Regions from separate parts of the Homo sapiens genome. Here region 2 is linked to region 1. The links are chromatin contacts, found by Hi-C or POLR2A ChIA-PET in ENCODE. All regions are on one chromosome and are shown on one strand. The core of a region is the stretch at or near the end of the contact, and the rest is flanking DNA. Distances in the headings are between cores, read along the strand shown. Region 1 holds the start of FAT2 (FAT atypical cadherin 2). Region 2 overlaps LOC105378231 (a long non-coding RNA gene).

Evidence for each region. Hi-C counts contacts between places; a loop is a spot of excess contacts on that map. ChIA-PET counts read pairs that join two places held with the same protein, here RNA polymerase II (POLR2A). Pooled maps may share reads with other maps.
Region 2: a loop to region 1 is called in a map of mammary epithelial cell, with 3 times the contacts of the local background. The contact joins the enhancer-like site here to the promoter of FAT2 in region 1. A Hi-C loop is called at or near these places in 6 of 168 maps with a recorded cell type or tissue (CD14-positive monocyte, Caco-2, PC-9 and 2 more), 1 of 37 single-sample maps with no recorded cell type and 3 of 50 pooled maps. POLR2A ChIA-PET finds 5 or more read pairs at or near these places in 8 of 52 experiments (A673, CD4-positive, alpha-beta T cell, MCF 10A and 5 more).

Annotation. Positions count from the first base shown.
Region 1 is chr5:151,589,037-151,594,115 of GRCh38, forward strand. FAT2 (FAT atypical cadherin 2) reads right to left here and starts at 2,295. Exons shown (of 24, transcript NM_001447.3): 1 at 2,129-2,295.
Region 2 is chr5:151,644,060-151,649,520 of GRCh38, forward strand. The region is part of intron 1 of LOC105378231 (a long non-coding RNA gene); the gene reads left to right. Among named protein-coding and RNA genes, the nearest start is that of CLMAT3, 30 kb to the right of the region's middle. Within about 2 kb of position 3,477, at least 3 of the 41 ENCODE cell types and tissues checked have a DNase peak (open chromatin) inside an H3K27ac peak, as active enhancers do; they include CD14-positive monocyte, PC-9 and mammary epithelial cell, where a contact is called at or near this core.

The DNA of each region.
Region 1 (5,079 bases), core at 1,045-3,544:
TAAATGTGAGTGTTAGTACTATTAGTCCTAGAAATACTAGTATTGAGGCTCTGAGCTAGCTCAGTTTGCATTCTAGGGGCTCAGGGATCATAGGAGGCTTTTAGAGGTCATGTCCTTCCCCACTCAAAATGAATCCAAAAGACAGGGTTTATCCAGGGGGTACAGGCATGTCCCCAACCGTACCAACTCCATCTCCCCCCAGACACACACAGGCTGTCTCTAAAACTTAATGCCTGCCTGACAGCCTCTCCCACCTGGCCTTAACTGGCCAGCACCAGGCCAGTGCCACACAGCCTGTCATAAAGCATCTGGAAGGAGAACTTACAGGCCAAGGTGAGTTCAGTCGCACTTAGGTTAGAGTATGCAGGAAGCTGAGCATCAGGCTAGCTGACATCATGGATTCAGTATCTTCCTGCCAGAAGTCTAACATGTACTCTATCGAGAGCCCTGGGGGAAGACCCTAGTTTGCCTCTTACAGGGACATGGAACATTGAGCCTCTCAAGGTTCTTCATCAGCAAGATGGAGACAATCACTCCTGCTCTGTCTACCCAACAGAATGGATTCAGAAGGGATCTTGGCCAGGTGTGGTGGCTCATGCCTGTAACCCCAGCACTTTAGGGGGCCAAGGTGGAAAAATTGCTTGAGCCCAAGAGTTCAAGACCAACCTGAGCAACATAGTGAGACCCCATCTCTACAAAAAAACATTTTTTTTAATTAGCCAGGTGTGGTGGTGTTTGTCTGTGGTCCTAGCTACCCAGGAGGCTGATGTGGGAGGATTGCTTGGGCCCAGGAGGTGGAAGCTGCATGATAATGCCACTGCATTCCAGCCTGGGTGACAGAGAGAGACCCTGTCTCAAAATAAATAAATATTTAATAAAGGGAGGAGAGGATCTTAACAAACATCCAACTGCCTTTATTTTATATGTTCAGACATAGGCCCAGAGAGGTAAGAAACCGTCCTAGGCCACACAGCCTGTGAGTCACAGAGACATGATTAATGAAATTCTCTTCCCACTCTGCCACACTGCCTGGATTTGAAACCTCAAAAATTTCAAAAGACCATGCGTGCTCAGCATAGTCCCCAGGGCACAGGAAGCATTCAACGAGCATAAGCTGTAATAACTCTTAGTAGCAAGGCATGTTCACCTGTCCAGTCTCTGCTCCCACCTGTGAAGCAGGGCTGAAGGACTAGAAGCACCTACTTCCCAGCCTGCTTCTTCACCTCCTCCTCTCCCCTGAGTCCAGGCGCCAGCTCCAGATTGAGGCTGGGCACAGAGGCAGCATTTCTGAGCCCTTGGCAAACTTCTGCACTGCCTCACTGCTCCCCATGCTGGGGCAAATGGCACTGCACCGGCTCTGAGAACTGAACTCTAGCCCAGTGGCTCTGCTCAGCGTTCCACTCTGGCTCTCCTGCCTCCAGAGATATGCATCAGATTTCTGCTTTCCCCAAGACAGGGGAACAGGGCTGTTCCCACCCCAACAACTCCAGTGCTGTCTTGGTGCCACTCAGACTCATGGTCTTTCACAGCCCTCAGAGACTATGCATGCCCCCATTCTACAGTCAGGGAAGCTGAGGTCCTAATCTCAGCAGCTACAGGAGAACCAGGGCTGACCAGACTATCTGACTCTCCCTTAGCCGCCAGGTAGCTTTGTCTGTGATAAGGTTCCTATGCCCACCTGGACACACACAAGAAGCCAGCAACTCTCAATTCCTGGCCCTGGCACTTCCCCCTAAAAACTGCAGAGGAAATCTCCTCCATGTCCTCTTAAAGGCTCATCTCCAGAAAGCCCAAGTGGGGGATTTGATTCTTGCAGGACAAGAATCCAACTTTCCACGTGTGCAAATGTGACCTTCCTCTTCCACAAGATCACAGTCTCAGCCTTGCCCATTGCTGGGCCCCGATCCCCAGCCGCGGACTGGCTACCTCACTGGCTTCTTTCAGTGTACCTAGATGATCCAGGCCCAGATGTCCCTGTCTTCCCTCTCTGTGCCTGTTCCAGCCATCTCCTGCTTCCTTCTCTACCTTCCAGGAGCCCCCAACTCCAGCCTGCTTTGGAACCAGACTCAAGAATGGATTAACTTTGCTGCCCCCCTCCCGCATCTTCCCATCCTCCAGCAATTCTTACCTGTGCCCTTCAGGTAGGGGAGGGTGCCCCAGAGCAGGCTGCTGGGCTGGCGCCCCTCTCACGAGGGCCAGGCTGACAGGCTCCTGAGGGAGGTGCAGAGACTCGGAGCAGGAAGGCGCGCAGCCCGCAGCCGGAGAGGCTGCTGAGAAAGTTGGAGTAGGTGTGTCCCAGCCCAGGAGGAGGAGGAGGAGGAAAAAGGAGGTGGGAGAATTGAGGCGGATCATCCCCTCCTGCCAGCTCTCTGTCTCACGGAGAGGGAGGGAGGAAGCCAACTGGTTTGTGGCCCAGAACTCACGGTGGGGAATCAAGTCATGGAAAATGAAAGGAGCTGAGAAATCAGGCCCATCTCCACCTCCCTTCTTGGTTTCACCGAGGGATAAACTGAGGCCCTGGACAGGTAGTGTTGCCCCAGGTCACACAGTCACACAGAGACCACAAGGGAACTAGAAAAGGTCACTTGGCTGTCAGAACAGTAGTGTTCTCTCCACTCCTCCATGCTTCAGATCTGAGACTGACAACCACAGCACCCCTTTCCCCAGGGCTTTGGAGACGGACAGATTTGGTTCGAAACCCTGGCACTGCCACCTACTAGTTCAGTAAGCTTGGGTGAGTTACTTAGTCTGAGCCTCAGTTTCCTTTTTTGAAAAGATGGGGATAATAATAGCTCCTACCTCATAAGGTTGTTATGAGAATTAAATGAGATAAAGGTTGCTAAGAAACCAGTCAGGACTTAGCTGAGAAAGTCCCCCATAAAAGGTAATTCTTATTCTTATTGTTTTCAGCTGTGACTTCCCCACACCTGACTTACCCTCTCTAAGTTTGGGCTCCCCCATCTATTAAATGGAGGTAACAAGAATACCTGCTTCATAAGGTTGTACAGATTCATGAGACCGATTATGTGTGCATCACAAAGCACGGTGAGTGATGGCTCACTGGGGTGCAGGACGCCTTGGCTTTGATGCGTTTTATGAGGTGCCTCTCTGTTCTGGCTCCCCATATAATTCCATTACGCACCCTGTGTTGAGAACCAGTGTTTTAAGGGAAAGGGAGAAGAGTTAGACAAGGATTAGCACTCCTCTCCCCTGCTGCCACGTTTTTAGTTATAGAACACATTTGTTTGCTCGTTTTGTATGTTCATGCACAGGTGAGGCCCATGTCTACCTTTTCCCAGACACCGTACTAGGCCCTGGGGACACAGAGGTAAATGAAATCGCTCCTGCCCCACAAAACTGAAAGCAACTCTGCAACCATTCTGTCCAATCCCCTCCCTCCCCCCAGGTCTTGAAGCCCCTCTGCAACATTCCTGGCAAATAAGTGAGTCTTTGCTTGCATACCTCTAATTACAAGAAGCTTATCACCTCTCCCAGCAATCAGTTTGAGCTCTTAGCAATTCTAGCTGATGTTCAGCTGAGCAGCAACTCTTCCACCTGGTTAATAAATAAGAATTATTCATACCGTTGTTAATGCTTTTATTATTATTAGCTATGTATCCCAAGGCAAATGACTTAAATTTGTTAAGTCTCTGTCTCCGCATTTGTTAAATGGGGTCACAACTGTGCTGGGACCACTCAGAACAGATCCGTTTCCCCTGCCGTGTGACAAAACTGAGGCCTGGTTCTATGGCTAGGACTTAGGTGTCTAGAAGTTTAGCCTGGACCCTATGAATTAGTGAAACCATGAAGGTTCTGGTCTTGTTGCTTATACAGGAGCAATGAGGCTTTTTGCTGTTTCCTGGCTCTCAGTGAGATGTTTATGCAGCTGCTGCAGCCACTGTGAGTTGTGCCTTCAGGGACCTGTCACCAGCATCCAGGATGACCACAGGCATCAAGCAGGCTGCTATGGTGTGTTGCTCAAGATGTCCAGAGGGATTCCCCACCAGTAGGATTCTCTGAGGCTTCCCTCCTACAAGCTGCCTCCGCCCCGGATGAGAGGCCCAGGGAGTTGCAGGGTGAGGGGACCTACTGTGATCGACTCCCAGGGAGCCTGTGATCAAGGCTAACCTGAGCAATTATCCACTTGGCTGATTGCCACTCAAGCCTCCAAGTTTGGTCCGATTAGGCATTAACCAGAGGAAGGGTGGCGGGGCAGCCCCACGGGCCCTTTGATTAGTCACGTGCAGAGTAGCAGGCGACTGTCTTCCCTCGGGGGCCAAGGCTGGGCTCCAGCCTGTCCAGCGCAGGGACTGTCTGCAGCCTATTGCAGGAGGGGGAGATGGGTATCAGGATGGATTTCAGAGCCTCTTAAGGCTGCTGGCATCCATCCCCTTCTCCCCGGCTCCCTTACCACTCTCCTGACCCACTCCTGGTCCTTCTCCCTGCTGGCCCCAGGACCTTTCTGGTGGGTCTTCAAGCCTCCAGTCTCCCATGCACCAGGGAAATTGACTCCTAGTGCCCTCCAAGCATGCTCAGAAACTTCTCATTCCCTGATATCTAAAATTCTCTCTCTTCCTGCTGAAATTGTACCTCTCTGTGTTGGTATAGCTCATATTCCACTCCCCTTTGTGAGCACATCCTGACCAAGCCTTTGACCTGACCAAGAAGTAATAATAATAATAATAGGCTGGGCGCAGTGGCTCACACCTGTAATCCCAGCACTTTGAGAGGCCGAGGCGGGTGGATCACGAGGTCAGGAGGTCGAGACCATCCTGGCCAACATGGTGAAATCCTGTCTCTACTAAAAGCATAGAAAATTAGCTGGGTGTGGTGCCGTGTGCCTGTAATCCCAGCTACTCAGGAGGCTGAGGCAGGAGAATCGCTTGAACCCGGGAGGTGGAGGTTACAGTGAGCCAAGATCACGCCACTGCACTCTAGCCTGGTGACAGAGCAAGACTCCATCTCAAATAATAATAATAAAATAATAACAGCTCATCTTTATGTCAGCACTCTGCATGAATTATCTAATTTCTCTGAATACCACCACAATGGATTAGGTGCTATTATCATTCTCTGTGT
Region 2 (5,461 bases), core at 2,227-4,726, 56 kb after region 1:
TTGTTAATACTTGTTACTTTCTTTCCTGCCACCCAATAATAGCTATCCTAATGGGTATAAAGCCTATTTTATAAAAAACTACTTGTACTAGCTTAATTATAGAACAATTGGGCTAAATTAAGTTAGCTGGAAAGCTGGGAAGAATGCACAGCTCAAACTCACCATTTTACAAATGAGTAAATAAAATCTTCTGAATAAAGACCCCATCTAGGCATGCATGGATGTGAATAAAATTAAAATTAAAAAATGAATAAAGAGACTTATTCAAGATCAGGCCATGGGGGACTAATGGAGGTGGCACAGCATTCTAAACCAGGAGTCAGCAAACTTTTCCCTAAAATATTAGATATTTACTCTCTGTTCCTAAAGGCTTTGCCCACCATAGTCTCTGTCGTAGCTTCTCAACTCTGCCATTGTAGTGTGAAAGCAACCAAATGGATGTAGCAGTATTCCAATAAAACTTTTGCAAAAATTTGTAAAAATAGGCAATAGGCTGCAATTTTTTAATCCCTGTTCTAAACCAATAAACTAAAGTGTGGGACCAGCAGGTGTGTATTGTTCCCCACCTTCCCCCCACTCTGGTAATAGCACCTTGATTTCCTTTTGATGAACTGCCTATCTTCCCAGTGCCTGTGATCTTGGTAGAATTGTCAGTCAAGGTATGTTGCCAGTTCTGGTCAAGAGGTGGGTCCATGACCCAAGCTGGGCCTTTCTATCTAAGGACTTTGAACCTTACAAAGGTACAAAGGGAGAAGATGACTGAAGTTGATCCCACCTGTGTCTTTGTTGACTCTATTGAGGGGTTCCTCTACCTGGATCTCCAGAGTTGCCCAGCTCCTAGCCATTTCCAAGCCTGGTGTCTCAATTCTTCCTTCCATTTTGCAAGCAAGCCCACATCCTTTCAGTAATTATTTTTTCTGCTAAATGACTTGAAGTCAATTTCTGATGCTCACAACCAGAGAATCCTGACTGATCATTCACTTTTAAGAAAAGATGTGCTATATAATTACTTTAACCACAATACCCCCAACAGCTAAAACAGGATTTGATTCCTTTCTCTTTTTTTTTTCTTTTTTTGAGATGGAGTTTCACTCTTGTTGCCCAGGCTGGAGTGCAATGGCACCATTTGGCTCACTGCAACCTCTGCCTCCTGGGTTCAAGCGATTCTCCTGCCTCAGCCTTCCGAGTAGCTGGGATTACAGGCATGCACCACCACGCCCGGCTAATTTTGTATTTTTAGTAGAGAAGGGGTTTCTCCATGTTGGTCAGGCTGGTCTCGAACTCCCAAACTCAGGTGATCCACCTGCCTCAACCTCCCCAAAGTGCTGGGATTACAGGCATGAGCCACCGCACTTAGCCAGCTAATTTCTTAAAAAGCAAATTATCTGAAAGTTTAAGGACATATCAGGCTCATCAGTTGAAATTCCTGTGTCCATTCCTGCCAGTGTGGACATACCACGCTGGAATGCCATTATCCTTCAATCTTTGTTCAACAAATACCTCCAGCCCTGGTGAGCTCTCCCTTGTGCAAGCCCCTGGTGCTCTCTGGGTCTTGGATTCTTCATCTATAACAAGAATGGAGTGAACAATTACAGTGACTTAGTTTCCATCCAGCTCCAGACTTGGATCAGGGCCTCCTACTGTGTGCTCAGCACTGTGCCAGGGTATAAAAGAAGGCACCGTGATCCCCCCGACTTCAAGGAGCTTGAGGATGAGTTGGGGAGACATGTCATAATCAATGGTGACACAGGGTGGCCTATGTAACACGCAGGTGAAGAAAACAGCCACCGGAGCTCAGAGGGCAGAAATTTGCTGTGGACCGGAAAGGACTTTAGCTGAGCCTTTACAAGCAGATAGGCTTTGACTAAGGAGAGAGGAAGGCAAAATTACATGCACTTTGGAGGCCTATTCAGCACCCTTCAAACTAAGCTCCGGCAACGTTCTTGGGCTTCATTTCCATCCCTGAAGCAGCAGAGGATGAATGGAACAAACCTTTCCAACAGAACCAGGGACTATCTGGTCCCATTCTACTGGTGCCATTATTTGTTGCATTGGGTTTCTTGTAGGTATTTTCAGTTGTTGACCGCAGGGAGCAGGGTGTGGACAGCTCTGAGTGTGTTAGCTAGAATATCAGAGCCTTGCTGAACTTGCTCATTTTCTGCCCATCCCAGCTGTCCAAGCACTAGAGGCAGCCCCCTGGGTCCACCCCACCCCACCCTTCAGGCAGGCAAGATGAAAGGACGGTGGCTCACATTGTGTAGTCTAGTCCCCCAGGAGGTGCCTCTGATGCCAAGTATTCCTGTGGCTAACAAGCCCTGGTTGCAGGGGTGGTGGGCAGGGTGGCACAGGGAGGTAGGGGGTAGCCCTCTCTCTCCTCCTCAGCTTCCTAAAAGCCATCTGTTCCAGAACCCAAGCATTGCTTCCCGCTACACCCAAACCACCGCTACACCCAAACCCGTGGGACTGGTTATCCCCAGCACACACAGCTCTCTGTTGCTGCTTGTGTTTGTTAGTTGGCATTTGAACAGTTCTCTGTGGTTCAAGTGTGAGGGTGGCCTGGGGCAAAATGAGATTGGCAGAGGTTGGCATGGATACCACACCTCCTTCCCACTCTCTTACCCACGAGCCCAGACCCCTAAACTTCCCCCTATATAACAAACACCACCATCGCCTGGAACTCCCTTCCCCTTCAGGACCCCATTCTTTACTTTTTCAGATGGCTTATTGGAGAAACAACCTCTTCTAAGGCATGAGATGTTGCTAAAGTTCTTTTTCATAGGGGTCCTCTGTGGACAGCACACCCAGGACTCATGAGAGGATAATGGCTGGAAATTACAGGCATGTGGCAGCTTCTGAGGGACAGATGGAAGTAGGTTATCTCCTCTGCTCTTACAGTAAATCTTAAGTTTTTCTATACATTGTCACCTAAGGTATGTAAGATTTTCTTTTCTTTTTCTTTCTTTCTTTCTTTTTTTTCTTCCTTCTTTTTTTTGAGTCAGGATTTCCCTCTGTCGCTTAGGCTGGAGTGCAGTGGTACCATCACAGCTCACTGCAACCTCTGTCTCCCTGGCTCAAGCAATCCTCCCACCTCTGCCTCCAGAGTAGCTGGGACAATAGGAGTGTGCCACCAAGCTTGGCTATATTTTTTTTTAAGAGATGGGCTCTCACTAGGTTGCCCAGGCTGGTCTCAAACTCCTAGGCTCAAGCAATCTGCCCGCCCTGGACTCCTAAAGTGCTGGGATTATAGGCGTTTAGTGCCTGGCCCTCTATTCATTTTCTATTCAGCAGACACTGGGGTGCACTGGCCTAGCAGGGGTGAGAACTGACTTCTTAATCAACTCAATGACTCATGTGCCATGTCATCTTCCCTTTTGGGAGAACCTCAGTTTTGTTGTGTGATGGGGTTTCATTGAGTTATTGCCACCGGGCTCACAATTTATGAGGCAGTTCTCTATTTTTTAAGAACTACCCATGAAGCTAGGAGACATGAGGTTCCTCCTGACTCACTCTGTTTCTCTGCTATTTGTGGTGGCTATCATGGAGGTAGGGCACTTCACAGTTTGCAGGGTGTCCAGACTGCCCTGACTTGATTCAGTGTTCAACAAATATTTTTGAGTATCTCTGAAGTGCTCGGCATGGTGCAGGTTCTGTGGATACAAGCATGAGTGAAGTAAGTGGTTTGGAAATAATGTGCTACGGAAACGAACAATGTATTCAAAAGGTGCACAATGGCCTGGAGCAGTGACTCAGGCCTGTAATCCCAGCACTTTGGGAGGCCAAGGTGGGCGGATCACCTGAGGTCAGGAGTTTGAGATCAGCTTGGCCAACATGTTGAAATCCCATCTCTACTAAAAATGCAAAAATTAGCTGGGGGTGGTCGGGGGGCGCCTGTAATCCCAGCTACTCGAAAAGCTGAGGTAGGAGAATGACTTAAACCTGGGAGGCAGTGGTTGCAGTGAGCCGAGATGGTGCCACTGCACTCCAGCCTGGACCACAACATGAATGAAACTCCGTCTCAAAAAAAAAAAAAAAAAAGAGAAAAGGGGGGTGCACAAGTTCCTTGCAGATGGAACTTAAGCTATAAGGTGGGAATGAATACAAAGAGCCCAGGGAGGAAGGTAAGATGAGGATTACCACTCCCATTTTACAGAGCAACCTTGGAGACACCGACTGACCATTCTAGACTGACTGGTTAGAGGCTCCCTCCCTGAGAAAGTGGTGTTTTAGGAGAACACTTCCTAACAAGAAGAAGCCAGCTTTGGGAAGAGCTAAAGGCAGCTTGCGCAAAGGCCCTGAGGCAGGAACCAGCTAGGCCACTGGGTACATTTGAAGACCAGAAATAAGGTCAATGTGTCTGGAACTTAGCTACTGCAGGATATGAGATTCAAGAGAAAAATAGGGTTGAATCATGAAAAGCTTTAGGGATTTTGTTTTGAGTGTAACAAAAAGTCATTGGTGGTTTTTGTTTTGTTTTTGTTAATTGTACCTTTTTAAATGATCATGCTAGCTGCTGTAATATTGTCACCAGCACCACTTTGTACCTCTTTTTTTTTTTTTGAGATGGAGTTTTTCTCTTTCACCCAGGCTGGTGGGAAGTGGTGAGATCTCAGCTCACTGCAACCTCCGCCCCCCAGGTTCAAGCAATTCTCCTCCCTCAGGCTCCCGAGTAGCTGGGATTACAAGTGTGTGCCACCACACCCAGCTAATTTTTGTATTTTTAGTAGAGACAGGGTTTCCCCATGTTGGCTGGTCTCAAACTCCTGACGTCAGGTGATCCGCCCACCTCAGCCTCCCAAAGTGCGAGATTACAGGCGTGAGCCCCTGGACCTGGCCCACTTTGTGCCTCTTTGGCACACCATTCACTTTGTAATCAATGTAAATGAAGACCTCCAGAGCTGTGCAAGGTGGAGCAGTCCCTATAGTTCTTCCCAAGCCCTATGTGCTTTCAGGATCTGAGAATCTAGTGTTAAGAGACTTTGGGTTGGGAAGAGTCTTCCCTAGGGGCTTTAATGATGTCAATCCTAAATCTTCTTGGAGAAGCCCAATGGGAGTGCTGGCCCCTCCAGGGTGTCTTTATTGATCTCTGTAAACACTCCCTTCTCCCAAGCTCTTTCATCCGAGAGGCCAAGCCAAGTGGAGGCAGACGCTCACTCACTCTCTCCTCCCTTCAAGCTGACACTCTGTAAGCCTTTAAGCAGCTTGTAACTCCATCATCTCAGCGCCCCTTGGAAGCGAGCAGCGTCAGATTAAGCGAATCTGGGATCCGGGTGCTGAGGAATTTGGGGCCTCTCAGGTCTCTTGGCAGGAGTAACAAGTACCTGCAGAGACTCTTCTTCAGAACAAGTGAAACTAATTCCTTCCAGGGGCAGAAAAAGGCATGTTTTTGGCAAAAGACTTCATAAGATGTTATCTCAACATCTTATGAAGTTGGAGCCCTAGGAGGGAAGGCAGTTGCTAAACC